2 separate regions of the Homo sapiens genome follow, and region 1 is linked to region 2. Evidence: chromatin contacts called from ENCODE Hi-C data. All regions are on one chromosome and are shown on one strand. Each heading gives the region's core, a stretch centred on a gene start or an enhancer-like site at or near the end of the contact. The rest is flanking DNA. Distances are from core to core; before and after follow the strand shown. Region 1 holds the start of SGCD (sarcoglycan delta). Region 2 has its middle 590 kb from the start of SGCD.

Region 1 (3,327 bases), core at 804-3,303, 590 kb before region 2:
CCATTCCTCTCCCTTCACTGCCTCCACCTCTGTCCTGGATTTCTTCCTCTGTATCCTTCCCCCTTCCGCTGCTTACTTTTTCTCTTCAGATGTCAAGAGAGCTTGACTTCTCCCTACTTTACTTCTAAAAAAGAGAGAAACTATAGAGTTTCTACCAAGTTTCAAGCACTGCTCTTTATAATCCTGCAACCTGGAGTTGCTATTTCACGCCTCTTCTGCTCAATGCTTGACGCACGCTAAATATAGAGGAGTATGACACCCGAGCTCATGGAAGGCTCCCTTTTTCATTGGCAGTGGGCTTGACTACGGTTCATGCCAGTTCCTAATCTGTCTTGGCATTTTTCTCACTCATTAGGCACTTTAGAGAAAAAAATAAGGTCACAGTCCATCCTGACTTCTAACTACACCCCCTTCCTTTCCTCAAGCCCTGCAGTCCCCAAACCCTCCCCACACCACCCCAACACGAAGATGAAACTAATAAAGAAAATGTTCATGAACCATCTCTTAAAGATATCCTGCTGCCAGTCCTGTCCCAGGTCCCTCCTCCAAGTACAACACTTGGAAGAAAAAAGAAAATCGCTGGCTGAAAATCCTGACCTTCTACCAACAGGACAGAATGTGTGCCTTCTCATTCTAGGTCTTATGCAGAGGAAGCAATGAGAAATGCTGGCTCTCCACTTTTCTTTCAGCATTAACTTCAGGCTCTTCTATTAGCTACTTGTTTAAAGATTGTAGGACACAAGTAAATGCACACCTGTTGTCACAGAGATCCACCCTAAGAGGTCTAGTCACTCTTCAGCTACTCAAGAAGTATCCAAGATTCCATTCATTCATCCATCTCCCCAACCAGACTTTTGGCCAAGCCCCGTTCGGAAAAAACCAATGTTGTCACAGATTGCTGTGCTAGTAATTGTAAAGCAGTTGTAAGGTTTAGCTCGGCTTTGGGCTGAACCAGTCTCTCAAATGCAATGACATTGTACTGTGTGTTTTCTAAATGCTGTACATAAAACAAGGTATAGCTTTCCTATGAGAGGAAAAAATCTATACTGCAATAGAGTTGATAAAGAAGAACCAAAACTGAAGAGGAACACTAAGATCCCTGTTGTGCTGAAAATTTTTAAAACTTTGATTTTTATAAAAAGCTCTTTTGCAGTAAGGTGTAAAATAAAACCAAGAGATCAATGAAATAAAATTCACACCATCATGTCTCTGTCCTTTAAGAAGAATTTTGAGTAAACTGCCATTTTCTGTTACTTTTTTATTATCTATGTTTCCTAAAATACAGAAGTGTTTTTTGAGAGTAAAACTGCAAATTACTTCAAGTGAGAAAATTGGAAATGATTATAGAAACAGAATTACAAATGTTGATCCAGCATAATTCTAGGCAAATATATCACTGACAGTCAAATCCCAGATAATGACAGTCAAACTCCTATATAAAAGATTTTAGAAACCCATACACACATATCTGTTTCGACACTCTGAAAGTGTCATCCAACGTAGAAACTTCAAACTCTGATTCCCTCCTAAAATGAGAGCCATTTTCTACTATTAAAAAACAACAACAACAAAAAACTCCCCATTAAAACTCTTGCGAAGTGAAGCAAAACACACAGACAGTTTCATCTGAAATTATCTTCCTTGCCAGTGAACGGCCCTTCCACGCAGAAAGGAAAAGTTACAGATGGTTGGAGCAGGGTGACAACATAAGGAATTCACATACTCCTCTTTACACAATAACGTTGCCAGCTAAATCCTAACTTTCAAAAGAAGTCTCTCTGCCCTGCTGAAAATCAGACCTTAAAGGGGGAAAAGCACAGATTGGAGCCCCATGCCAACTGTTTACATGACGGAGTTCTAACTTGCTAATTCACACACACACACATGCACACACTAAAAACTCGGAGTGCCTGCAAATACAGCAGGCAGATAGCTTAGAAAGTGAACAGACGCGTGCAAACGCAAGAACTGAACAGTACCCTACCTCTCTTGTCCGTTTCACAAACCGGCCGATGAAAACCGCCCGCGATCCCAGGGCGTGCTGAGCAGCTCTGAAGGAGGTGGCCACTCGGCCCGCTGAGTGTGTGCAGGCCCAGCCTGCGCTCAGAAGCTGCCCCAGTCAGATTTTCCAACTGCAGAACTGCAGCCAAGTCCCTGCCCATGCCTGAAGAATTTCCTGAACAGCATTCCCGTTCTTTTTCTGACTGCTTTGAAACCGTACTCCGTACTTCAATATGGCTTTGTCAGACCGACTCACAGCTACTGGGCTGTCTCCAGCTATCAATGGGAAACACATGTGTCAAGCACAGGCCGACTCCCCTGCAACAGCGCTCATGGTGTCTGCCGGGCTCATACTCACAACCAGAAAGAAAACTGCTTCTACAACCAATTCTGATTTTTCAGCCATTCTCCACACAGCCTCTGCTCTGTAGTGCTAGATGCTGGAGATAAGTCCTCTCTTTCTTCTGCTCAACACTGCTCCTTTTTCACTTGCTCCTTACACTTGAGTCCCCAGCTGACCCCTGTCAGCCCCCTGAGCTCTTGCCAGTCCTGATAACAAGCTTATTACAGCTGAGAGATGTAAATTCTAATTTGATCTCCCTACCTGCCGCTTCCTAAATCTTTGCTCAAAATTTCAATTGCTTGAGGGGGAGCAATATTTTTAGCATTTCCACACTGGTACAGTTCTTCGGAGCTGTCCCCTCAACCTGATATGTACATTTTTTGCTGCAGCAACTAAAAATAATGCAATTATTTTTCAGGCACTTTTGTTGCTCTCTGTTCTGCAACAGTGCTGGTCCAAAAATGTAACATTTTATAGGCTGTTGGAATGTGTGTTATGGTTATGGAAAATAGAAAAGAGAAAAGAATGTACTTTGAATCAGAATGCGTCCTAATTCTGTGCACCTGTGATTATTTCTGGATGACACTCCCTCAAGATGCCCTGTGTACATTCTGCTGGATTTGATGCTCTACCTTTGACATTTTCCCTTTCCATGCAACAAGAGGAAACCTCAAAACAGGAGGACACCCCTCTTCTCCCACACTGAAAAACCCCCATATCTAAAGAGCCAGAGCAAAGTTGTCAAGGTAACATTGTAGAAAAGAGGTGATTTAAAGAGAGAGGAGCATTTGTTTTGAACTGTTTCTTTTTTCTGTTTTTGGTATTAACATTTTACTTCCAAAAATCACACCCCATTGGCAACTTATTCTAAAGAACTGGCTTGCCAGATTTTAAGTGTTGTATGTTCTTGAGGGGATGTTGTAAGTAATAGGATTCGGTGGGGTCGTGAGTTTAGCATCAAATTACACTGGGCACTTTGAGCA
Region 2 (2,990 bases), core at 28-2,527:
GTGAACTGGCCAAATTGCTTAACCTTCCCAACATCAGCTCCTGGGTTAAATGGAACCTGGCACATAGCAAATATTTAACAAAAAGCAGTAAAAATGCTAGCTGACAGGTGCGCAGGACACCATGCTAAGCACTTCAATCATTCATCAAGGTAAATCCTTGCAACATAAGACAACCTATTACTGTCTTCAACTTGTACATGAAGAAATGGAGACTTGATGAAGTCAAATCACCAGACCAAAGTTATAAAAGCAAGGCAGGTGAGGGTAGGCCTTGACCCCTAGTTGTCTGCACTCGGGGCCCAACTTAACCATTAAGTGTTTCCTTTCAACTTTTACTTCTCCACTGCCAGTCATCCCAGGAAAGTAGGTTCTGACCACTGAAATGGCAAAAAAAAAAAAGTGTCCAGCATATTAATGAAGCCCTTTAAAAATATAAGGTATTCCTTGGTTTGTGTTCTATCCATAAATGACTGTGGTTATTTAAAATACATGTATCAGAGAGTTGCTTATCAAAGCTACCTAAGGCTCAATTACCACCCTTGAATAAGAGGTCAGGGTTAAAAGCAAAATATTCAAAAAGATAAATTTGGATCTGAAAAGGGAAAGATGACAAAACAGTTTGCTGGACAAGATGTCTGGTACCTTTGGCCACTTTTCAATGAAATAGAAGGGAAAAGATGTTGAGGTCACTGAGAAAACAATTTAAGTGGGCCAGAAAGAGACAGAGTGTGTGTGATAGCTCCTTTTTACTTGCAGAATGAGGCACTGATCTATTCTGAGGGAGTCAAAAGCTTAATAATGAAGGGGAGGAAAGGGGTGTTTCTTACACCACAGCTACATCCACTAAATTGGGACACTGAACTTGACACTTTTGACATAGTGACACATTGGCCCTGGCTCATGGCATCATTTTGTGTCAAGTATTAGTACAAATGCCGACACTCATGCACCGAAGGAGCATTTGATGTTTCCATAAGTGCTTTCCGACTTGGCACTGGGAAAAAAAAAAAAAAAAAAACGAGTATAACAAACATCACTGTGATTGCTATACTTCTCAAAGAGCTTGCAAAGTTGCCTCCAGGTGGACCTGCTTGTTTCCTTGCATATCAGTGGGCTGCAACACGCATGGAGTTTACTACTTTTTGTATTTCTATTTGGCTGGAAGCAGGAGGGACTCAGAGTTCTCCTCTTGAAGCTGTCTGGAAGGGATCCAGTGTTGGAATCCGGGAGTGAGGGAACAACTGGGGAAAATGGTAGTGTATAAATAGATGTAGGCTTGGGGCATGGGCTAAAAATATAGATCTCTGGCCTCTCTGCCCCAAGGTTTTGATTCAGTAAGCCTTTAGGGGAGTCCAGCAACTTGTGTTTTGACTAAGATGTAAGTGACCTTGATGATTAGCCACACATGACAACTACTGGTGTGGTGAGAAGAAGGCTGGACTGAGACTCCAGACTGGGTGCTGGTCCAAGTTCTGGCACCTACTGGTTATAGGATCTCTGGCAAGACACTTCCCAGTTTCTTCAGCTACTTTTGTTTTTCTCAAATGGTAGAGTGGGGAGGGAGAAAGCTTGGGAAAGATCTCCAAGGACTTTTGGCTCCATCAGCCTAGAATGGGGTGTTAGGATTAGCAGCTACCACGGTACATAATTAGGACCAGAGATCTTGAAGTCAACCACGCCTGGACTCAAATTTTAGCACTGTACTTTCTAGTAGTTAGACTGCTGACAACTAAAGTAATTTCTCTGAGACACATTATATAATTTCTCAAAGTCTCAGTTTCCTCAGCTAAAATGCAGATGATAATAACAGTGCCTGTGGCATAGCTTTCTGTGAGTTTTAAATGGGCAGATAGTACATGAAGAATGCTGAAGGCAATGCCCTGAGGAGTCCTCAGTACCTGTTAGTTGTGAAAGCCCCTGACAAGGTCAACCAGAGGAGCCATCTGCCTTCCCCTGGAACTACTGTGATTAATGAGGCTGATGAAGGTAACCCTGGCTGAGCAACTTCCTTGGGCTTCTCCTTTTATCAAGAGAAATTCACAAGAAATAAGCTTTTCTGGAGAGAATAGCATAAGAGAGAGAGGTGTTAAAGAGTATCTCTTACGAAGAAATCCAGAAACAAATTAGAGAAGGGTGCTATACCATCTACACCACGTGTATCAAAGCCTGGTTCAGGGACCACCTGCTTTAGAACCAACTGGGGCACTCAAAGTAGCACATTCCGGTCCCTATTGGAACAGGCTCCCAGGGGAGTGGGTCCAGTAGTCTGTATTTCTCGGAAGCTACTGAAGAGATTTTTCTAAAAACAAGGTTAGAGAATCATTGGCAAATATTGTCAGTGAGCCAACACTCTGCCTCAATTCTCCAACATGTATTTACCCAGAAAACTACAAACAAACAAAAACAATGACTACAAATGCATTTATGCATGTGTGCATTTACCAAGAATCTAAACTTCCTACACTTGTGTCATCTCCAATGGGTTCCAAGTGGGTGTCCAATTTCTGCATAATTCATGACTCCCCAGAGAAACAAACATGAACCAAGGGCTGGCTACTTAAGGATCTGGACTATGTCAACGTCCTTAGAATGGCAGCATGGTTTACGAAAATTAACTACAAAAATAATGTGTCTTCAGGGCACCTCTCTTTCCCCACCCTTTCCCTCCTCCCCATCTGACTTCCCCACCCATTCCCACTCCTTTCCCTTTTTGTTCTCTTTTCTCACACTCTTCTTCAGATTTATTTTCCCTTCCATCCCTTTCTCTCTGCCACTCTTGCCTCCTCTTATTCTTTGCCCTGTCTACCCTGTAACTTTCTTGTCTTCTCTCTGCCCTCCCTCTCTCTTTCTATCTCTGTGTGTCTCTGCCTCTCTCTCCATCTCTTTCTGCCCCTCTGTCCCTCCCTCTCGTGCCCCTCTGTCTTTCTCCTTTTTCTTCTTACTCTGACTCTGTACTACTGTCTGACTGTCTTTCTGTAATGCATAATATC

The links. A loop is a pair of places that touch in the nucleus more often than their neighbours do. Pooled maps may share reads with other maps.
Region 1: a loop to region 2 is called in a map of heart right ventricle, with 20 times the contacts of the local background. The contact joins the promoter of SGCD here to the enhancer-like site in region 2. A Hi-C loop is called at or near these places in 4 of 168 maps with a recorded cell type or tissue (IMR-90, Right ventricle myocardium inferior, heart left ventricle and 1 more) and 8 of 50 pooled maps.

Annotation. Positions count from the first base shown.
Region 1 is chr5:156,325,890-156,329,216 of GRCh38, reverse strand. It overlaps SGCD (sarcoglycan delta), which reads right to left and starts at 2,053. Exons shown (of 9, transcript NM_000337.6): 1 at 1,985-2,053. The region is part of intron 2 of LOC124901120 (a long non-coding RNA gene); the gene reads left to right.
Region 2 is chr5:155,731,043-155,734,032 of GRCh38, reverse strand. It overlaps a transcript of SGCD not described here. Among named protein-coding and RNA genes, the nearest start is that of SGCD, 590 kb to the left of the region's middle. Within about 2 kb of position 1,277, at least 2 of the 41 ENCODE cell types and tissues checked have a DNase peak (open chromatin) inside an H3K27ac peak, as active enhancers do; they include heart right ventricle, where a contact is called at or near this core.